Regions from separate parts of the Homo sapiens genome. Here all the other regions are linked to region 2. The links are chromatin loops, found by intact Hi-C in ENCODE. Cell type or tissue: ascending aorta. All regions are shown on one strand. Region 1 overlaps FAT3 (FAT atypical cadherin 3). Region 2 holds the start of FAT3 (FAT atypical cadherin 3). Region 3 overlaps FAT3 (FAT atypical cadherin 3).

Region 1 (8,000 bases), 190 kb before region 2:
ACAAAAACTCATTTTGATCAAGAGGCAAGTGGGACTTCAACAAGTGACTTGCTTAAGTTCACATTCCCAATCAGTGAGGAGACTAGAATTCCCACCTGAAAATCATCCCTGCTACCCCTCCACCCCCATTAACTCAACAGGAATTCATTAAGCACCTGCTGGTTTAGGGGTAAAGCACCTTCTATATCTACTGCTATTGTCCTCTCCTAAGTTTAAGGAGAATAGTTCTCACCTGAGCTTAAGGACAACCATCACTTGGAGATCCACAGTGAGCTGCAATGGTTCTGTGTTAATAATCAGGAAAGTCAGGGTCTATTACTTAATGTGTTTTGTTGTTTTGTTTTACTTTTAAATGTTTGGTTAGTCAATTTTCTCTCATCAAGAGTGGTTTAAGACTAAAAAAATTCCCACCTATGAAACTTTGCCCATGCTATGGCTCTGCCCAGTATATTTTCCATTGTGTATTTTTTCCCTTTCTATTGAGTTCTGATCCACCTGTCAAATGGCTTCAGATATCACTTCCCCTCTGAAGATTTCCCTGATTCATACACTCCTTCTCTAGGAATGAAAACAATGACCTCTCCCAGGCTTATTATTTACCTTAAGCATATTTCTGTGGCTACAATCACTGATTACACTACTTTGTATTTATTGGTTTATACACCTGCCTTCTGACTACATAATATGTTTCAAGAGGACAGAGACCATATCTTCTCATTTTGTTATCCCCATAACTCAGCAATGCACCTAAGAGGCATCCAATACATATTATATTGAATTTGAGAGTGTGTACAATTTAAAATAGATTCCCTGTAATGAGTTTAGTTATCTAATAAGAAACACAACCCTGTTACCAGTTGACAGTGAACTCTTCCCCACAGCTGTGATTTAGAAAAAACTTGCATAATAGGTTAGCATTTTTAAAATAGGAAATGAACCACAACAAAATCACCATGGATTCTTAAGAACTATCAAAACAGCAGGTTATGCAAAAACAGTGACGTGTAGAAATTCACCTCTAAACCCAAAAGGAGAGCTTATAGAATCAAACAGTTGCCTCAATACCTTCATTATCCTTTATTCTTCTACTCTGGCCCTGATTTTGTCCTGTCTGACTGGTATTTTCCAAAGCACACATCCAAGCTGCCCTGGCGAAATGCCCTAGGATACTGCCTAACTTCCCACATCTGTCCTGGTGCTCATCATCATCTGCTCCAACCAAAGGTCAAATGCATCAATCTTTCCCAGCAGGATGTGGACAGATCTGCATCTGTAAAGGATGCTAGAGGAGCCATCCAAAGAGTCCCACCAATTTCTGTCTGCGTTCACCCTCTTAACTGGAACCTGCTACACAAGGGCATCTCACAGGTGACCTCACGCCCCACTAAAATCTCATTACTTAGATGTTAACTGCTTTCCAAGGACTGGCTTTCTATTTGAACTGTTTTCACATCCCAAGTAAGTCAGAGCTGTTTAGTCGATAAAGCACTGACAGAGTTTGGAAATAATCTGAACCAAGTGGCTCTTCAAGTGGTTTCTTAGATGCGCTTAAGAAAACATCATATCCATTTTCCCAATTAGAGAAAAATGTGTAAAATACACTATCCATTTTCCCAATTAGAGAACAATGTATAAAATACACTAACTTGAGTGTCATATAAATTAATTATCATTGATTGATGTTAACGTGGAAGGTTTTTTTTCTTTCTTTCTTTTTTTTTTTTTTGAGATGGAGTCTCACCCTGTCGCCCAGGCTGGAGTGCAATGGAGCGATCTCGCCTCACTGCAACCTCCGCTTCCTGGATTCAGGTGATTCTCCTGCCTCAGCCTCCCGAGTAGCTGGGGTTACAGGTGCGTGCCACCACACCTGGCTATTTTTTTTTTTTTTTTGTATCTTTAGTAGAGATGGGGTTTCACCATGTTGGCCAGGCTGGTCTTGAACTCCTGACCTCGTGATCTGCCCACCTCAGCCTTCCAAAGTGCTGGGATTACAGGCACCAGCCACCATGCCGGACTTTTTTTTTTTTTTTTTTTTTTTAGGCTTCCAGGAGACTGCCTGTGTGGAGATGGTTGGCTCTGAATCACGTGGAACAGGGTTTAAAACAAAACAAAAGATAGCCAGGCATGGTGGCACTTGCTTGTAGGTCCAGCTACCTGGGAGGCTAAGGATGAAGTCAACATCCATTAAGTCCAGAAGTTTGAGGTCAGCCTAGGCTACACAGACACCTAATCTCTTAAAAAAAAAAAAAAAAAAAAAAAAGCAAAAATGCTTATGCTAAAAGATTGGTACTTTTTCTAATACAATTATTCACACATTTATCAACTTTGGGGTGGTAGGAGCTATAATAAAGTACATTTCAGGTCCCCATTTGCACGTTGCAAAGCTAGTAACAGGGAAACCCTGCAAAATTAGTCCTAGGTGTCAGATGCTTTGAACCATCTGCTGGCAAATGGATTTATGCCTACTGTCCTTTCCAACACTACAAATGTTATTTTTCCAACCACAGCAATCTAGTGTCTTCTTAAACCACAGCCACTGGCATCTGAAGCATAGAGGTAGAGTACAGTCTAATAAGGCCCCACATTTCCGAAACGATGGCCAACATGAGGTGAATCAAATGCAATCCTGCTGCTCCAGTGATGCAGGAGGACAGATTAGCTAATGGCCTGAAGCATCTGTTCCCACTCCAAGGATCCTGACTCCATGCCCATCCTTATTCAGACATGCCAAGAACACACAAACATCTAGGAATGTAATACCCAAGGCATATAACAAATGAAGAGGCTGATCAATCTGTGGAATGTCCTCAGCACTCACTGCTGAATAAACTAGATCAAACGAGAACACATTTTAATTTCTGAAATGGCAGGATTATTCTAGGTTTGTAACTTATAAAGAGAACAAGTTAAACAAGCACCATGGCTATCCACACTGAAATTGGCAGGAAAATCTATTTTTCTTTTCCCAGCACATCAGGGCAAGAAAGTTTGGTATTTTTCAATTCAGAAGGTCCTGAAGCAGCGATGTCACTGCAGAAATATTAAAATACAAGCCAAATGTATCTAAGTAAGTGTATTCTTCAGAATTTTTTTTTTTTTTTTGACGAAATCTTGCACTCTTGCCCAGCCTGGAGTGCAGTGGCAGGATCTCAGCTCACTGCAAGCTCCGCCTCCCGGGTTCATGCCATTCTCCTGCCTCAGCCTCCGGAGTAGCTGGGACTACAGGCGCCTGCCACCAAGCCCGGCTAACTTTTCGTATTTTTAGTAGAGACAGGGTTTCACCGTGTTAGCCAGGATGATCCCGATCTCCCGACCTCGTGATCCGCCCGCCTCAGCCTCCCAAAGTGCTGGGATTACAGGCATGAGCCACCACGCCCGGCCTATTCTTCAGATTTTTAAAAGCCCAGCGACAAGAGGGTAGTGTGTTTTGTTCTGCTGAGAAAATTATCCTTTTATTGTATAGCTTTGTCAACCATGTTTCCAAGAAAGAAAATCATCCAAGCCCATGTGTTGTATTTCTCCTAGGCAGAGGTAGTGGAGAAATACAAAACTAATGCAATGCTTTAAAAAAGTAAAATAAGAAATGACAGACTACATTTAAAATTTTACAAAAGTAACTACATTTTATTTTGCAATGGAAAGCCACCAATGACTGAGCTTGGCAAAAGAAGAATGACCTAGGAAGTATAACTTTCTAATTGACTTAAAGTACTCTGTATTGACCAGATCACCAAATCCGTGGGGTATTTTTCTAGTTCTCTTTTTAAGCATCAAACTGTCAATTGTTCTCTAGTTTCTGGAGCAGTTGTGGTTTCATGAAAGGTTCTAGTTCCTCAATCATGAATTGGGTGGGGATAAGGGGCAGGTGTCCGTGATCTCTCTCAGCTTGTTTTTAGACATGTGAATTTTGTTAGCAAGATAACTCAAAGCAAAGCCTAAGGAGTGAAGCCAAAAGTGACAAGGATAGGAAATTATATCTCAGTATGCCAAACAAGAGAAAATCCTAAGGACTGAGCATCATTAACCAAGCAGCAACCCACCAAAGAAGGGCGCATAAGGCAGCACCGCCAGACCTCCACACGCAAAATGCAAAACAGACAGAGAAAGTGGGTGTGGCTGTTACCTGTTTCTATAGCAACTCCTGGAAGGATAACCTGTGCCAGCATCACCAACATGCATGCACAGATCCCAGAATTAGGGGCAGAATTGGACCAATAAAACTGTGTCTGTTTCGTGAGAGGACTCACTGAGACCAGCCATGCCTTCATCTCAGTTCTGCTAAGAAACTTTCCTCTCCCGCCTGTCAACATATATGGAAATAATATTCTTGGTGAAAGCTCAAATGATTATATAGAAAAGTGTCTTAAATTTTCAACTTTGTGCTGTTCAGCAAACCCACCCCGATACTATTTCCTTTTTTATGGCTTGTCGTTCAAGCAGGGAAAGCTGAAATTCTAGACATTCAGTTGAGTATGAAGGGGCCTCTTATGGCAAGATCCAGCATAGGGAAAGCCAATTCAGACAGAGGAAGCTCTCAAAACTGAACCTTTCCTTTATCCCCTTCCCACAGAAACAGAAAAACAAGAAAATGATAAGAACACAGAGGTGTAGTTGGAGAAAAATGTGACCCCATTTGACAGGTGTTATCTAAATAAACTAGGGCTCTTTGAACAAATGATCATGATGATTAAAAGGTACATATGAGACAGAATACTCAACATGTAAATAATAACCACCATTTGCTAAACACCTACTACGTTCTTTTATATATAACACCTTATCAGCACAGTAAATTTCAGGAAAGAGGAATGCTATTCTCCCTATTTTATAGATGATCATGGGCCCCACTTGTCTGGCCTGATGCTTCAACAAACATGTTTTCAAACACAGAAGGGTTCCTTTGTTGACATTAAAAATTGTATAGAATATGATTTCATCCATATGACATATGAAAAAGGCAAAATTATGGAAACTGTAAGAAGATCAGTGATTGACAGGGGTTGGGGTGTAGAAGGAAGAACAGGCCAAATACAGGATTTTTAGCTCAGTGAAAATAGTCTGAATACTATAATGGTGGATAAATGTCACTATACATTTGTCCAAACCCACAGAATGTCCAATACCAAGGGTGAGCCCTAATGGAAACTGTAGGAGTTGGATGACTATGATGTGTCAATGTAGGTTTGTCAGTTCTAATAACCATACCACTCTGGTGGTGGGGATATCGACTATAGGGAAGGCTGTGCATGTGTGTGTAGGGGGGTATATGGGAAATCTCTGCTTACCTCTCTGTTTTGCTGTGAACACAGAACTTCTCTAAAAATATAAAGTCTTACATTAAATATATATATATGTATGTATATTTATATATATATATATATATATATATATATATATATATATATATCACCACCATCATAGTTGGACTTTTACTCTTTGTTGAGAAAACATAAGAAGATAAAATTACAGATTTTGAATTTTGCTAATTCTTATTACAGCTAAATATGTTAGAAAAAAATGTATCTATGTGGGAATCATAATAGTTATGGAGTCTCCAGACAATGGTTGGTACCTATATAGATCTAAGAATCCCATGTGAATGTGAACAATCTCCAATCTTCCATGAGTTGAAGGGTAACAGGTTACAAATCCTACTATACATTCTGCGACTTCACTAGGTAAACTCTCAAAAAAAAAAAAAAAAAAATAGGCCGGGTCTGGTGGCTCATGCCTGTAATCCCAGCACTTTGGGAGGCTGAGGTGGGTGGATCACGAGGTCAGGAGATTGAGACCATCCTGGCCAACATGGTGAAACACTGTCTCTACTAAAAATACAAAAATTAGCTGGGTGTGGTGGCACGCACCTGTAATCCCAGCTACTCAGGAGGATGAGGCAGGAGAACTGCTTGAACCCAGAAGGCAAAGATTGCAGTGAGCCTAGATCACACCACTACGCTCCAGCCTGGCGACAGAGCGAGACTCCATCTCAAAAAATAATAAATAATAATAATAACATGTGGGGGATAAGATGCCCATCTACTCCTGCAGAGGTAAAGATATCAACACAGCACCAGGTTTAGTTTGGTTCTTTATATCTTTGGGGAAATCTGAAAAATTTAGGGAAAGCCCAGACAAGAGCAATGAAAATGATGAAAGGGTTGGAATGTAAGAGAAAAGGCTGATGAATGAAGATTAATTAGCATGGGGAAGAAAAGACTGTGGGGAACTTAATATCCTCCTTGAAATATGGCAAAGGCTATTATACAAAATATGATCACCATGATTCACAATTCCACCGAGAATGCAAACAGAGGAAACAGGCTTTTGAGAAGACACGATGAATTTAGATTCAGAAAAAATAAATCTTTCATTGTAAGAGTTGGAGGCACTAAAATAGGTGGCAACTTAATGACTTTGCGAACTTTGCTTTCCTGCAGGGCCTACTCCTATTCTGTCGGCCCCTCCCACCCAACTTAATCACCACCTCCTCTGAGAATCCCTGGATTCTCTCCTTCCATGCGAAACACAGCCAGTGTTTTTCAGTGTCACCAGAAGGCTTGTCAAAATACAGATTCCTGGGTCTTGCCCTGAGAAAAGGTTCAGGTGAGCCCTGTGAAATTGTATTTCTTACAAGTGGTGGGTATGTAGACACACTTTCAGAAGCAATGAACTAGACACAATCTCTCCCCACACTTACCTCTCATGAAAATGCATCTGTACTTCTCTGGGCACTCGACACTGCTCTTACACCATAGTATTTTACATAATTCCCTACTAGATTTTGGTCTAATGAGACTTTGAAATTCCTACAATGCCTAGCAGGTGACACTAACATGGCAGGGCTCAAAAAACATTACCTTTAACTTTTTTCCTAGAAAAGTAAGGTCAGTCTAACTTGCCTAGAGGCCTTCACTGATTTTATCATCTCTCATATATTTATATATATATTATATATATATAATTTATATATATAATATATAATATATAAATATATATATTTTTATATATAATATATATAATCTATATAGTTCTCATATATTTATATATATTTATATATATATTATATACATTTTACCCTGTTTCCTTGCCTAAGAGACTCCACACCTTTAAGACCTTTGATGTATGCATTTGAAGTTGTCCCATAAACCAACAGTACCTAATGTTCAAAATAAAAATAAAATTGAGTATGATATATAAAAATTTCCACCCCATAAGGTTTATTTTTCCTTATTAGAGCTTTGGCTTATGTCCCCAAGATTATATTCCAAGAAAATGGCAGGAAAGGAGCCATATTTTTTATTTATTGTTTATTTTGCCTGGTTCTGGCAGGGAGGCCAGGGAGGTCAATGAGCAAATAAGGACCTGGCATCTCTGAAATCATGCTGGTTGCAGTTGAAGTCTGGGCCAGAAACTGATCTGGAAAATTATTCCGTAAACTCACTCCCTCTTCTCATTAGCTACTAAGCTTACTTGTTAGCTAAAAACAAAAAGCAAAAAAAAAGGACACAACAATGTACAGCAGCAAAAATAAGGACCCCCTAATGGAAAAACTGGGGAATGTCTCTTGGGCTTCAAGTTGACTCAACAAAGACATTGTCAGATTATATGTCCAGCAGTAGGGCATCGCATCATAATCTCTCAGATGTCTCAGAAGCAAGGTTAAAGCTCCACCCTTCCACAAACCAAAATGGTCCCAGAGTAATTACTCTCTCTCCCCGCTCCCCACTGTACTTGAATTTTATTTTTATGGTCTCTCTCTCTCTCTCCGTCTCTCTCACTCGCGTGCACACACATACACACAGACACATACACACACACACACCTATAAAAAAATTCAAGTGAACTTTTAAGTGGCTACATAGCATGCAGGTGAGAAAGGCAGTGCAGAAAATAGCACAAAGGACTTCTGGATTTGTAGAATTCCACAGCTGCAGCACATCTGATGATTTAAAAAAAAATCACCAACCACCACACACATAGCAGGTATAGTCATAATCCTA
Region 2 (8,000 bases):
AGGAATTAATTTATTTCATAGTGCCTTGCATACATTAGGGCTGTAGTAAGAATTATTAAATGGAATTATATTCACTTTAATAACTTACACTCCTCTTAAAAGTTTACTCCACCTCACATTAATCTCTCCCTCCTCCTTGAGGCTCCTGTTCATAGACATTCTTTTGTCAATTAATAAACATTTTTAGATGTGACTTCTAGTGTACACACACAGGCATCTCTCATTTTCTCAATAAACAGCACGAAGCAGAAGCAATGGATATATTTTACTATTCTTTGAATCTTGCCCACTGTCTTGTGAAAGAGGTAGATTCAGTAAATATCGCTGAAAAGAACTTTAAAATAATTTTTTTAAAAAATAAATAACAGGGCTGAGGACGGTGGCTCATGCCTCTAATCCGAGCACTTTGGGAGGCCGAGGTGGGTGGATCACTTGAGGCCAGGAGTTCGAGACCAGCCTGGCCAACATGGTGAAACACCCTGTCTACTAAAAATATAAAAATTAAGAGGGCATGGTGGTGTGCGCCTGTAATCCCAGTTACTCGGGAGACTGAGGCATGAGAATCACTTGAACCCAGGAGGCGGAGGTTGCAGTGAGCCAAGAACACGCCACTGCACTCCAGCCTGGGCAATGGAGCGAGACTCTGTTTCTAAATAAATAAATAACAAAAATAAAATAGGGAAAATAGAGGAGAAAGCAAGACATTTTTTAAAGACAAAAAATTATTTTAAATTCCATGTGACTTTACAGAATTTTAAAAAGGGATATATTTCAGATGTACAAAGGCAAAAGTTAAAGAAACAACTTTCCTTTATTAAAGAGTCTATAATTCACAGTTTTGGAACCCTGGAAGAGCAGAACGTTGAAATACTAACAACTGCTCAAGGACTCCTCTCAGGGTCCTCTGTATGACTTTTCCGCCCACGGTAGGCAACACCTTCAATAATGCATTGTTCAAGGAAGGACAATGCTGTGGCCCTCCTCACACCTCCTCTAGGCTCTCCACATTCATATATATCTATCTGGTGAAGGAAGTAATATTTTGTTTATGTGAAGAGTTTAATTGATTAAGTTCTGAAATCTGTTTTCTATTTTCTATCATCATGCCAGTTAATCCATTCTCAAATTTTCATCCCTTCCACTTAGCAGAAAAAAAAAAAAAAAAAGAAAAAAAATCTAAGTCCTGGAATATGCTAAAATTAAGACTAACCTGAAAATGCCATTCCAATTCAGAACTGCTAGAATGGGTCATTTGTCACTATTACATGTAACTGATAGCCTATTTTGGTAGACCAGAAACTGGCTTGAAGCCACTAGACAAGTGTCAAATATGTTCTCAATAAATGCAGTCTGTGTCATTAAGCTGAATTTCTTTTTCAAGGAAAGGCAGTCTTTCCTGAAAATTATTCTTAGAAATTTGGAGAAAGGGAGGCAATGTAAAAAAAAACAAAAAACAAAAAAAAAAAAAACACGAAAAAACAAAAAAAGAAAACAAGGAAAGGAATAAAGCTTATTAAAGGAGTAGATACCCTGCAATTGACAGAAAACTCAGTAAGTTTGAGAAGCCTGTAGAATTAAATCGACCAAAACACAGAAAAGATATTTACTCTCTGAGTCTTCCCAGAGAAAGTTGTCACACTGTGGTGATCCTCAAGAGGTCAGGATATATTAAAAAACAAAGACCCACTCCTCACAATTTGGGTAGAAAGATGATGAAAATGACATATTCAACAGTTAGAGATCAAAAAAGCATTGCAGAAAATTTCACCAATAAGTAAAACTGCATACACAGGAGTTGTGCTTCCTTTAATATTTTTAAGACCATGCATATCTGTAGAAATCAGAGGCTCTGCTAACTCTAGGAAGGAATTGGGCAGAACACAAATCCTTCACTCTAAGTCTGTCAGATCCCTTTCTTTTAAATTTCCATTCCAATTCTAATGTTTGCCACAATCAGCAAAGAAGTGGTTCATCAATAGTCCTTCTTCAGCAATCAAAGGAAATCAATTCAAATGGACAGGCCCACCTGCTCCCATCAGATGATTCCCTACTCAAGGCTCCTGCAGAAGGAAAAAAAAGAAAAACCTGGGGATGACCCCACAATGGAAAAAAAAATCAAATATCCTCATTACTATCTTTCTCCTTCTTGCCCTAGAGGAAAAAGCCAACCCACCAGGCAACTGGACAGATGTGGGCTATGAAGGAATGCCATACCCCAATGCCACAACTGGTAAAATAAAGCCACAATAGTCCTTTATGCTTTGTGAGCTATTAATATAGCATAACAACGCAACAGCCACCAGGAGCACTCCTCAGACCTGCTGGTAATGACTAAATACCCTCTCCTGCCTGGTAATTGCCTACTTCTTTCTATTTGACATAATTCATCAGCCAGATTAGCTAAGGTCATTCAGGATCGTATGAAGAAGAAAGCAGGGATGATAACATAACCTGACACATCAAAATGTTCTTCTGTGAGCAGCCTGAAGAGCCATAGCTTTACAAAGGCTGTGGGCTAGCAAAATAACCGTATAGCATACAGGTCAGTGGGTATCCACTGTTTATTGCTACTCATTTCATTTTTGAGTAGCTCAGCACAACTGTAATTGCTAGTTAACAGACAGACTGGGTCCTATTAAAAAAATCCCCAAAATGACTCCGCCAGAGACCAGAATAAATAAAATTTGAAAGAAAGATTTCTAAAAGGCTTGAGAGCCAGTCGCTGGTCAACAAACCCTGGCTGTGAAAATCCTGCAGCCACAAGAGATGGAGCCAGCCCAGCAGCTGACTGATTTCTGATCTCTGAGCCAGCTGCCTTTCATGTGGAGTTCTCTGTGTGATTCAGATGATATGAAGACATTATAACTGGACAGTTCTGGGAACTTTCTCATCCCAGTGCACTGTGCACAGAAACTGGCCCCAGCATCACTCATTGTTCAAGTTCCAAAAAGGCAACAACTGAGATTCATGATTGAATATCAACATTCGGTTTAATTCTAAGAGACAACTTTTCTCCTTGTAAAATGTTAAAAAAAAAATAAAAAAAACTTCCCCCACTCCAACCCTATTAAATAAGAAGCACATCAAAGTGCTAAAGTTATTATGCTTTTTTTTTGTCTTTGTCTCTTAGAGCCCTGGTTTCCTTGGCTGTTCCTTATTCTCTCACTGTTCAATTGCTCCAATTTAGGAATAAAGAAAAAAAAAAAAAAGAAGAAGAAAGAAAAAAAGCAGAAGCAGTTGGCTTTGTGCAATTTCTAGGATTCTGAAGAATCTCAGTCTCTCAAATCTCTTCTCTCTTCTCTCCTCCATCCCCTCCTCCCTTCCTTTCCTTCTCAGATTCAAATCTCCACGTCACACCAGAACATCATTCAAGCATTCAGTAAATGTGAAGAGAAGTTCAGTGTCTGCTGGTGGAGAAGAAATCTGGGCTCTGTTTGATCGATACTGAGATGTGGGCACCTCGGTCCTCAATTCCTAGATGGCGGGCTTCCCCTTTCCACCACCTGAGTTTGCCGCCTGGATCCAGGCAAAGTCGTCTGCAGTCTTTCTGGCCGCTTCTCTGTCTCTCTGCTTTTATTTTAACTTAGCCTGGGCACAATCAGAGAATCTAATCCTAGCAACAAAGCCAGGAGCACAAATCCACCGTGATGAACTGGTAGGCCTGCTCCCCCGCCCCTTCCTCCCACTACCCCGGACTCGCCTTTGAAAAGACTAGCGTCGGGGCCAGAAAATTAATATGTCCGAGGCAAGTGGGAGAAAAGCGGCAGAAAACAAGTGGCCACGAGTGGTTTGGGTTTTGTTGCTGTTCATGTGTATCTTTTAAACATTAAGGACCCACGCACAGGAACCCCAGCCGCTCAAGCCCCGGGTGGGCGCGTCGCACCTCCCCAGGCACTGCCCAGACAGCTCGCCCCCTCCCCCTGGGCGCCCTCCCTAGTCTGGCTGGGGCCGGGGCGGGTTGGGGGAGGTTCTCGCGGGTTTGTCTGACACTTGTAAATGGAAGTGGGATCCAACTTGGAAAACAAACGCGCCAGAGTCTGGGGGCGGAGAGGAGCGGGAGGAGGGGAGAGGGGGGAAAAAGACTTCAATCATTACCGCGGTCCCAGCGTCCCTCCCTCCCGCCGCGGCTGCTGCAGGTTCGCCCAAACCCGAAGCTGAGTCCCATTGGGCGCGCGGCGGCGGCGGGATGGAGCTGGAGCTCCCGGCCGAGGCGCTAGGAGTCCACCAGATTCCGCGTGCCAGAGCCACCGGCCGCCCACGCTCCGGGCCGCAGGCGCCACTCCCTCCCGGGAGCCCCTCCTAGTCCTTCACGGAGACCTCGCAGGGTCTCCGCAGCCTCCCCGCCCCCGACGTCCATTCCGGGGACCCCTCTCCACCGCCTGGTTTGAGCCCATTATTCCAGCGAGCTGCAGCCTCAGGATGTCACCGCCAGCACACCCACACCCCGGGAGCACCCCTGTTCCTCTCATCCCGAGCAACCCAAGCGGCTCTCTTAGCTCGCAGCCAAACTCCGGCCACCCCTGCATCCTTGCCCCAAGCACGCCCCCGCCACCCCCCGCCCACAAGAGGAGAACGGTGGAAAGTGAATAAAAGTTGCTTTCCGCAAAGCCCAATCATGTTCAATGTTAAACCATCTCGGAAAGCACATGTGACAAAAGTCAACGAGAGAGGAGAGGAGGGAATTCAGATCACAGCACAGCTAAAAATATCCGGGCTCGCCATCATGCAAGCCGGGGGGCCAGATGCACTTTAGCTCAGCGACTCCCACTGGCGGAATCCTCGCGCTCACCGCGCGCCGCGCCAAGATGGTCCAGGCCACCTCTACTGCCTCCCCGCCAGCGCCCCTCAGCCCCCTACACTTGCCCTGCACACACACTGGCCTGTAGAGGGGATTCGTCCCGAACCGCCCGGGAGTGGGGCCTGAGCTCGGAGCTGGTGCCCCTGGCGTTCTCGCCCCCAATCCGGAGACAGCTCCTCCGCACTCCTGGGGATGGTCAGACCCGCGCTGCTTTCTTTTCAAAGACAAGCAGCCTTCCCACACGCCCGCCAAAAATCATGCACTCTCGCAAAGCATTCCGGTTCCCTCTCCTTGTCAAGATAGCAGGGACAGTCTCTGTCCCCAACCACTCCGTAAAGGATGTCGTCCCCAGTCGAAGAGCCGCCGCCGCCGTTCACTACATCTCACCCTGACCACAAGCCCCGCAAGCCCGAGTCAGGCGTGGGGAACGGACCCGCAGACTGGTAACCCTTTCCCTTTCCTAGCGAAAGTGGAGGCTGGGCTCCCTCTCTGCGCCGCGCCTCGCCTAGCGATGACCCAACTTGCACCTCGGGGTCCCCTAAGTGCATCATCCATCGGCATCTGAACATCCCCCACTGCGCCCGAGAGGCACCGGCTGCCAAGCAGGCTCGCCACCTGAACCTTCTCATCCACCTGCAGGGGCGGCTGGGAGCCGGGGATGGGTGCACTGATCCGCAACCCCCCTCGCAACCCCTCCCCAGATCCTCAGCCCCAAACTTGGCCAACTCTCCGTGTAAACCTCCCGGCTCCCGCCGCGGGGCCAAGCCACCCTCTTCTCCTGTTTGCAGCGGTAGCAACGGCGGCTCGGGGCTGCGCGGAGGTTGGAACTTTACAAGGTGAAAAGTTTCCCCCACGCGCTTCGTCGGCTCTCGCCTCCCCAGCCCACCTCGCAGCCCATTTGCACCCAGCAGCTGAGGCTGTGCTCCGGCAGGCGCGCTCCAGTCGGTGCACCAGGCAGCCAAATCATCACGCTACAAATCCCCACGCACCCTTGCCTCCGCTGGCGATCCACGGCTCTACGAGGCGCCTCCCCCGTGGTCTTCTTCACCCGGTGCTCGGCGCTCTTGCTCCGGGCGAGCCGGTCCCCCGGCTGCTGCCGCCGCAGCGCCCACCGCGCGCTAGCCGGGACTGAGGCCGCGAGCAGAAGCGCTCTGCGCTCGGGACGCCGCCGCCGCCGCCGCCGGGGGTTCGCAAGCGGAGGAGGGGAGCCGAGATGAAGAGAACAGCAGCGGGAGGAGAGGGACGGGAGGCGCGAGATCCCAATCCGCAGGCCAGTTCACAGCGCAGCCTGCGGGGAGGAGCGCCGGCTCTCCTGTCTGCTCCGAGCTGCAGCCGCCGCCGCTACTGCTCGCCGCCTGGCTGCTCCGGGCTCCCCATCACAGCCGACGCCGACGCACGGCCAAGCCCCTCTCCAGTCTCCCCCTCGCGCTTGTCTCTCGCAGTCTCCTCCTCCCAAACCGCGAGCGAAAAGGGCGAGGGGGAGAGGAGCCTCGGCGGCGGGGATGACTAGCGATCTAGGAGCGTGGCGCAGGGGAGAGGGGGCGCGCGGGAGGGGGCGGCGGAGGAGGCGCGGCGAACTGGAGGGCATTCCCGGCGCCGGGCCTGGAAGCGGCTAATTTTAGAGCTCGAGTCTTCCCTCAGCCCTCTGGGGCTCTAGGATGACACCAACGTACTTTCCTGCCGCGGGGAGAGCGTGGTGCTTGCTGGCTTGGGAGAGCTTTCGCACAGTGCATTGAGTCTCACCCGCACCACATCCCTGTGAAGACAGAGAACGCGTTACTCTCCTGGGACAAAGAGGAAACTGAGGCACATCGAGGTTAACATGGTTTATATAACGTCCCAAGGCTAGTTTGTAGTGTGAAGATTAAACCATCAAATGTCGTGCCTCTGGACTAAAAATGTGCCTCCCAGTGAGGGCTCCTACGACTTTCCTAAACATTGAGATCCTGGGGTCATCCGATTGCCTTGTGGAGGAGGGAACTAGACTAAGCAGCTAACGTGGTCCAATCTCTTCACTCTTCCTCTGCCCCCAATATGTTTTAAACATTTTTTTGTCTTAATGGAGGACAGGGACTCTGAAGGGGTGGATGATTGATTTGGAGCTTGATGATTGCATCTCCACCCTGTCAGCCCTCCTGGTCACTTCTGCAGCACCCACCCAAGTCCTAGGACCCCCTGACTGCACGCCCTCCGTTCTCACACTGCCCCGGTGGAGAGGGGACTCCACTCGTTCCCTGCTCTGTGTATCCTCACACTTTTGCCTTTCTTTTCCCCCCAGCAAAGAAGCAGCCTTAACCCTCTCCACTCGCCACCTACACACACACACACACACACACACACACACACACACACACACAGAGAGAGAGAGAGAGAGAGAGAGGAGAGAGAGAGCTCAACTCACATATGTCTCTAAGGCAAGCACAGCTGGCGCATTTCCTCCTATGCTCTCTATCGGGAACTTTCTCCCCAACTCTACCATTGGCACCAGGAGAAAGGGACCCCAGGACTGCAGATCTCTTCCCCAGAGGAAATCGTTACTTTTTTTTGAAACACGAAATTCTCTTTGGAGGGCGAAGTAGGGCTGCTTCTAGAGGGCTATGTGCTCAATCACTAGAGCAAGCGCTTTAAAATGCCGATTGAGTTTACCTTTCTGGCCTTCGCGCTCCCAGCCTGGGACCTCTGCCCTGTTCACAGTTACACAAAGGCCTCGCCACGCCCCACGGGTGGAAAGTTCCCCTTGAAAGCCTCCAGCAGCCTCGCTGCCTTGACTGCCACATAAAGCACCCGGCATGCTCTGGTCATTCCGCCCTGAGATTTTAATGTGAATACTAAGGAACGGTGACAGCTCCTCATACATCAGCTAATTCGGGGGTAATAAGCATGATGTTACCAAGGGCTTCATTGTCACGGAAGGCCAGAAGATAGGTCTGGAGTGAAGGAAACCACTAACAGAGCTAGGAAAACTTACCTGCTCTCCAAAATGTTAGCATCTGATTAATTTTATTCTGATTTTAGTTTTATTCAGCAACTTTCTAAGGCACTAAAAGTTTATTGTCATATAAATATGTCCCTGGCATGGCATTTTCCTTGTGACAGAATGCAGCTAACTTTGCATCAAAGGTTTTAAAGAATCAAGGTATTTCCCACCTGAGTGCCTGGCTCCTGCAACCAGGCACTTTGGGTAGAGTCGGCTGGTGGTGGT
Region 3 (8,000 bases), 100 kb before region 2:
GACCCAGTATAGTTCAACTGGAGGAAGCTCATACACAGGGTGAACAAAGCACAAGCCCTAAATGTCAAAATGAAGACCATGAACTTTAAACTTGGGCACTTCAGGAGCCCCCTCCCTACCTGCTTTTTCCTTTAATGATCAGGTTAGCACCATGATGGAAGAGCTGCTTCAGGAAAATGATGGCTCTTGTAGCTAACATGTGTGAGATATAATTGAGGGGAGTAGATAGATAAGAAGCAGAAGGATTTGATAAGGAACCCTAAACTGAAAAAGGCTATCTTAAGAAAACATCATGGCCCTTTAGTCAAGTTAATTTATCCCAGCTTTAGTACTTTATATATGTATTACTGTTTAATGTATTATTTTTCCACTTACAAATCCCCATGATTATATGCCAAAACTATTTTTAGTCAACAACTTTTCTAAATGAGTGGGTATCAAGAACATAGGCCAGAAAATTCCGTTTAAAAAACAAGAAAATCTGAGTTCCAATTCAGTTTTTCATTTACTTTAGACTACATTGTGTTAGGACATTCACAAAGCCAAAGACAAGAAGGTTAGTACCTCAGTTCTGGAGTATCTAAGTCCATGATAAAGGAAAAGAAGTCAGGATGTGGTTTTATAGCCACTTTGTAAGAAAGAAGGTCAGCTGCTTCCAAAACACCCATGACAGACACTTTAATAAGAAGGGGTTTACTGCTAAAATAACACTCCACACCTGCCCTGAGGGGCTATGTTTAGTGTCATTTTACCATTATCTGCATTTCATGTGCTTCTGCCACAAGCCTTTATTTTGTTAAACAAACTATAATATATGACCTGCCTGAAGAGAAAATATTTATTCAGATCAGAAAAGGACTTTTAATACCTCAGAGAGGTTTTCATGAAACTCTCATTTTGAAAAAAAAAAAAGAAGAAATAAAACATACCTTATATGCACTGCATTTCATTATCTATTCAACCACAGACAATACTTAACTGTGCAATAGCAGCGCTAAATCATGTTAAATTACTCTTGATCTACCACATCTTAAAGATAGGCTGAAATTTATCTCAAACAGCCCTCCTAATTATATATTTTATCTGACATGATAAAGTATTTCATTACAGGTTTTATTTTCTTAACATTTAAACAACTGTGTATAGCATTAAATAACATCTGAAAAGCTGTAAATGTTTCTCTCTCTCTCTCTCTCACACACACACACACACACACACACACACACACACACACCCTTTACTCCTGTCAATTTCCCTAACAAGAAATCCCTTCCTTTACTCCATTACCATAATTTGCAAACTAAAGTCAATGTGAACTCATTAAAATACTTCACATTATTCAATATTTGTTGTGTTTATCAGATATTTAAAGCCTTTCCTTCCAAAGTGCTAATATTCTAAAAAATAAAACAATTACACATTTTGTAGGCATAATAGCAACATTCAAATGAATATTTACCCAAATAAATAATAATGAAGCAATAAAGTACTCCATTTATTTGCATATTTTTGTCCATCACCCAACACAATGCCCTTAGAGTTTATTAAAAACTCAAAACCCACGCAATACAGCTGAAGGAACTACACTCAGAACATGAAGACCTGAGTTGTACTTCTGTTTGTCTTGGGACCCTGGGCAAAACACTTAAACTCTCTGACTTTGCTCCTTCTCCCCAACCTCACAGAGCTATTTATAAAATCATGTTCCTGAAAGCATCCTGAAATTTAACGTATAAACTATCTTTCATTGTACCGCTGAGGAAGCCAAGGACAAGACAATGAAAATGTCTTGCTCAGAGTTAAAAGGCAGAGGGCACACAGATAGCTCTGCTAGATTCTCCAACAGGCAGACAAACTGTTAGGACATGAATAAAGCAGAGAGGGGGATAGGGCAGCTTCCATGGATTAATGCCAAATTCTGCAATCATAAAATCTAGAAACACACTATTTTAGTTTCAACATACATGGAGTTTTGTAATATTTCAAAAAGGTCTCATTTTGTTTTGACTTACATAGATGGGCACATTATCATCTTTCAATGTTTAGTGCATCTGAAGGTCTTAAACAATCTCTAGGAAGAGAATGTTTTTGCTTCAGTTCTCTTTCCACTACATTTCAACTGTTTTTGGGTTTGTCTGTTAGCTTTCTTCTCATGCTAAGTGTTGCAACCTTCACTTTAAAAATGTAGTCATTTTAATGTTTGACTTTAAAAACTTGCCTGATTTCTAATGACTGTGAAAAACATTCAAATAAAGCTGAAGTGTACTAAGCACAGGTCAAATCTTCCTCTGGTATCACCCAGTGTGCAAACTTCATTCCTCCCCGACAGTTTCTTACTGCAGAAACTGTCAAGGTTTCTGACTCATTGATTGGTAAGGCAAGCTCCCAAAGGTTTGGAAAAAGCTAACAAGCTAGAACTGGAGAGAGGGTTTTTTTGTTTGTTTTCGGTTTTGGGGTTTTTCCCTAAAAATAAAGAGCTCTTATTAAATAAAAGCTAAGTGGAACACAAATAGTTTTTAAAAATTTGGGACAAGGATAGGAACTACACCTTCACAGTAGTGTGTCTTCACAAAGAGAAAAAAAAAATTCTATAAAAAGATGTACATATTCCACGTGACTAGCAGAATATAAACTTAATTAACAGCCTACCTGAGGCTGGGTAATTTATAAAGGAAAGAAGTTTATTTGGCTCAGTGTTCTGCAGGCTGTACAAGAAGCATGGTGTTGGCATCTGTATCAGGTGAGGGCCTCAGGCTGCTTCTACTTACTATGGAAGGGGAAGGGAAGTCAGCATGTGCAGAGATCACGTGGCAGGAGAGGAAGCAAGAGAGCAAAAGGGGAGATGCCAGGCTCTTTTTAACAGCCAGCTCTCCTAGAAACAAACAGAGCAAACACTCACTCATCTCGGAGGGAGGGCATTAATCTTTTCAAGAAGGACCCACCCCCATGACCCAAAGGTTTCCTATTAAGCCTCACCTCCAACATTAGGATCAAATTTCAACATGAGGTTTGGAGTGGACCATAGCACCCCCACATGTAATACCTAGCAAAAGAGGCATGCTGAAACTATAGCACCAATTTTTGTATGGTATTGAAAAAAAAAAAGTCTGGATGATTACACACTCAAAAATAAAAGAAGAGGGATTAGAATAGTGAAAGAGAAAGATAGTATATTTTATTTCATATTCTTCTTTATTGTTTGAAGGTTTTTAAGTAATTATTTATAATCTGGTAATTTAAACAGTCTTTTAAAGCCTCAAAGTCGATGGTGGCCTAGTGCTTTACCCCACTGTCACATCACCCCACCTCCCTCCCCAGGTGGACAACAGCTGAAGTCACAGTTAAAAAATATCCCCACTTCTCTATGCCACACAATTCATCACCTCTGTCTTCAATGAATCCACTTTTTAAAATATGTGGAAAGCCAAAAAGGTGGTAATCGATGTTTTATGGCTGCAAACCTGAGGGCACATGGATTTGAATTACATCTAACTTAGCAGTCAACTTCTAAAGTCATTATGTCCCCTATACACACGGCTGTCACGTGCCTCGTAAGGTGGCACTTGGGAAGTAGTGGCTCTTACAGAAGCCAGAGCATTGGATGGGAAGACTTGAGTGCAAGTTCTTTCTCTGTTACTTTCTAGGCAGATAACCCTGAACAATTTCTGATTAATCCCTGAGGTTCAGCTGTAAAATAAAATAAAATACCCAGAGGATATCACTACTTAGTTCATTTACCTTGTACGATGATTACAGAAAACTCAATGATCAATATGAAGCCTTTTATATAGAACAAAAGCATTTCAGTTATTCTTATCTCCTGTGTATATTTCACCAACTGGAGATCCCTTTCAGGAGGACCAGATGTTAAAAATGCAAATATCCCTGAAGTATAGCATCGTTTGTCACCCTAGCTTCTACTGCTTTAATCAAATAATCTGGCAACTAGCTAAGTATGATTTCGTGTTCAGAGTGCAGGAGTTGACAGGAGGTAGGGAGTTGCATTTGGAAGCAGGAGGGCAAGAGTGGGTAAGGTATGGGAGTCAAAAGCACTTAATGTCCAGGCAGAACTGAGAAGAAAAAGGAATGAGAGAGATACTCAAATCCTAAATGGATGAGCAGCAGGAACAAGACAGGAACTGGGGCCCAAACAACTCCCAGAGCTGTCTGCAAGGCTGAAAATCATAGCCTTCATGGGCACCACCCTATCCTCTTGTTGGAAAGAGAAAAAGAAAGGTAGACACAGGGACTCATGGAAATTTCTGCCTCTTCTCTCTCCATCTTTTTGTAACTGTTTAGATCAAGAGCAACAGTTCAAGAATTCCAAGATTACCTTGAAACTGCACTCCAAAGTGAGAATACCATACTCGTTTTAGAAGTTAAAGAGGCAAACTATCCCCCTTGTTTTATTGGTGAGAACTCTCTTGGGTTAAGTGACTTCCTCAGAGTCACTGCCAAATGGCTACTTACTTGCAGACCCAGTGGATGGGACCCGGAGCTTTCAGCTACTGAAAGGGTTGCTGCTGCTGACTCCGTTTTAAACATGTGTGGAGTCAATGATGTCTGAAAATCATTCAAGGGCCACAAGCAATGGGAAAGATACATTTAATCCACTGTCTTATAATCCTGGAGAAAGCCACTGTCTTGACAAGTGATTAAAGAAAACGCATCTTTTAACTTCTTTTTACAAGAAAAGAATATGCAGACTAGTAAGCGTTTTTAAAATATTTTAGAGGCTGCCATATACTATATCTCTTGGCTTCTGAATTTTCTGAAATGCTCTGCCCCAAAGTAAGAATCCATCAGAGCTTGAATCCTCCAAGAAACTCCTCATTGTCCTAGTTTTGCGATCACAATATGACCTATTTCTGTCCATTCCCTGCTTCATTCTGCTTGAACTATAAAGAACTTGAATTCTCTGATTCCATGGCTCTGACTCTTGGCTTTGCAAGTAGAAAAAAAAATAAAAGGGAATCTTCTATTCAGTCTAGGTGCCTTTTAATAGGAAGCCTACATAAGTCTTTTTCTTCCACCTTTTTCTTTTCAACACAGACAAAAAAGAAAAATTCAGTAATAAGTTGCATGATAAGCAAAAGTAACTCCATGTCTTTTAATAAATATTATTTAAAATGCACCTATACTGCATACAGAATATCTTAAAATTCTGATTATTCCTATTTCCCCTTGAAAAGTGACTGAGTAAAGGAAAGGAAACTTCAAGTTGCCTCTCAAGTGCAATAGTAGGATAAAAAAGCAGTTACTTTGCACTGGGCCAGTGAATGCTGACTCCAGAAAGCTTCAGTTCCCAGAATTATTAAAGAATTATTATACTTTTACTCAGTAATCTAAATAAGAAGTGAGTCAATATAGGTCCCTATTTCTAAGTCTTGAGAGTAAATAGCCAATAGAAAATAAGACTCCAGTTTCTGATGAAGCAGGGATAGAGGCTGGGTTCCTCCAGACTGTACAAGGAAAATACACTAGCGGGCTGCGCCTGGTCCCAGCAGAGTGGGTTAGGAGCAACAGGCTTCATGCTTATTTATTTGGATGCCCTTTGGTGGAGAGCCAGCCATGGTCAAATAAGGTCACATCTATTATATCCACCATCAACTACAACCATCCTGATGGAGGCAATGAAAGGAAGAGATGTTGTCCTAAAGGAAAGGCTGGGCTTTCGGACAGGTAGATGGCTGGTTGAAATGTTTCCTTCTTTGTCTACCGCATCCAATAAGTAATACAGACATTAAGTGTGTTCAATTCACATGGAAGGCGGTTAGAAGGATTAGGATCAACTCTTTCCCTGGTTTTTAATTCCTTTAATTCAGAAAGCAGCTTGCACAAAAACTAGGCTGAAGTCTGCAATATTGTACAGGATTGTTTTTGCCTACACAATATTCATTACCCTGGTATTGCTGAAATAACATCACGTTTCTTTAGAAAGCAAATATGTCCAACCCCATGTCATTTCACTTACGACAACTCTATGAGGTAGGTTTAATTAGCCACTTTTCACATTTCAGCAGATAGGTAAACTGAAGCTTCAAAGAAAAACTACTTGCTCAGAATCACATAGCTAGTATATGATGGAGCCTCCATGACTCTGGTGTTCAGTACTGGTTGTCTGCAATATTATGTTGCCTACCCAAGAATTACTGTGTGTTTTAAACTTTCTCACCAACATGGATATGGCTTGAGAGCTAGACCATAAGCTGAAAGGGCTTAGTAATGCATAAAAGAAATATACACATCCCCACAAATAAAGAATGGCCCGGCCAGGTATGGTGGCTCATGCCTGTAATCCCAGCACTTTGGGAGGCCCAGGCGGGCAGATCACGAGGTCAAGAGATCGAGACCATGCTCGCCAACACGGTGAAACCCGGTATCTACTAAAAATACAAAAATTAGCTGGGCGTGGTGATGCATGCCTGTAGTCCCAGCTACTCAGCAGACTGAGGCAGGAGAATCAATTGAACTCAGGAGGTGAAGGTTGAAATGAGCCAAGATCATACCACTGCACTCCAGCCTGGTGACAGAGCGAGACTCATCTCAAAAAAAGAAGAATGTCCCTTAATCTATGTCACTCAAGCTGCTGCAGACATGCCAAAGTCCTGCATTCCAAAGCACAGACACAATTTTAGCCACACGTCAAATGAGGGCTAAAGTAAGGAGTTGCCTGTCAGAATGAGAAAATGTCTACCTGCAATTAAAGCACAGGTTTAAAAAGGAGTTAAAAAAATGAAGAGGAAGAAGACTAAGGTAAAAACAAAAAACAAACAACAACAACAAAAAACTGTTATACTCATTGTGTACACCTAGGGAGTCACTGATAATAGGGCCAAAGTTTCTAACTTAACCATCAACCTAAGGGCTTTCTACACTTTCTCAGCAAAAATTTCTTTCATGTAGCTCTAGCCAAAGGAAGCAGAATATATTCCCTGTTTGTGCTGTAAGGAACCAGAGAAGTGGTGTCTTCAGGTCCCCACCAACTGTTTGGAGCTGTCAAGGCTGGCAGGCAAATCAGAAAGGATCAAGTCAAGCTTGTCATAATTGTACCTTAATGACTTCACATGCTGTATGAGTCTCACCTGCTCCACCTGTCAAACAACAATCCCCAGAGAATGTTCAGATTCCAGAGATATCTCCCCAGAGACTTGACATAATTTAACTAGCATGTTTGAAACGGGTTTTAAATGTGATCAGATTAAAGGTCCTGGTTCCTAGAATATCTCTGCTAGAATCCATCCTCAAATTCCTGGTGTCAGTCTTCAGTTAAGTCCTCTGGTGAATATACAGAGTTCCAACTTGCAGAAATGTCAGCAGTAATTGGTCTTTTCATCAGTGTATCTTTAGATTAATGATAATAGTCATGAAATAGATTAGATGCCACTATTCATGGACAGGCATACCTCATGTTATTGCACTTCACTGTATTGCACACTGCAGATTATGTTTTTATAAATTGAAGATCTGCAGCAACCCTGCTTTGAGCAAGTCTATCGGCGCCATTTTTCCAACAGCATGTTCTCACATCATGTCTCTATGTCACATTTCAGAATATGATATTTCAAACTTTTTCATATTATATCTGTTAGGGTGGTCTGTGATCAGTGATCTCTGATGTTACTATTGTAATTGTCTTGGGGTCCCACGAACCACACCCATATAAGAAGGTGAACTTAATTGATAAATACTGTGGTCTAACTGCTCTACCAATAAGCCATTCCCCATCTCTCTCCCTCTCCTCGGGCCTCCCTATTCCCTGACACATGGCAATATTGAAATTCAGCCAATTAATAACCCTACAATGTCCTCTAAGTGTTCAAGTGAAAGGAAGAGTCACACATCTCTCATTTTAAATCAAAAGCTAGAAATGATTAAGCTTAGTAAGGAAGGCATGTTGAAAGCCAAGATGTGCTGAAAGCTAGGCCTCTTGCATCAATTAGCCAAGTTGTGACTGAAAAGAAAAAATTCTTGCAGGAAATTATAAGTGCTACTTTGGT

Evidence for each region. Peaks named below come from ENCODE experiments on the same cell type or tissue, not always from the same donor. Only the 100,000 strongest peaks of a DNase experiment are listed, where the experiment ranks them.
Region 1: it touches region 2 in a loop (2.3-fold over the local background); 2 of 110 quality-filtered maps call a loop at or near these places.
Region 3: a loop joins it to region 2, with 2.7 times the contacts of the local background. A loop is called at or near these places in 5 of 110 quality-filtered maps.

The regions. Positions count from the first base shown.
Region 1 is chr11:92,410,110-92,418,109 of GRCh38, reverse strand. The region is part of intron 2 of FAT3 (FAT atypical cadherin 3); the gene reads right to left. Among named protein-coding and RNA genes, the nearest start is that of FAT3, 190 kb to the right of the region's middle. In ascending aorta, no CTCF peak of the experiment used is centred here; a DNase peak (open chromatin) is centred at 3,219; H3K4me3 peaks cover 604 bases; H3K27ac peaks cover 1,258 bases.
Region 2 is chr11:92,222,962-92,230,961 of GRCh38, reverse strand. FAT3 (FAT atypical cadherin 3) reads right to left here and starts at 6,144. Exons shown (of 28, transcript NM_001367949.2): 1 at 5,788-6,144. RefSeq lists an enhancer at 3,728-4,585. In ascending aorta, a CTCF peak has its summit at 4,748; DNase peaks (open chromatin) are centred at 4,001, 4,771, 5,431 and 6,121; H3K4me3 peaks cover 4,168 bases; H3K27ac peaks cover 3,412 bases.
Region 3 is chr11:92,324,200-92,332,199 of GRCh38, reverse strand. The region is part of intron 1 of FAT3 (FAT atypical cadherin 3); the gene reads right to left. Among named protein-coding and RNA genes, the nearest start is that of FAT3, 100 kb to the right of the region's middle. In ascending aorta, no CTCF peak of the experiment used is centred here; no DNase peak of the experiment used is centred here.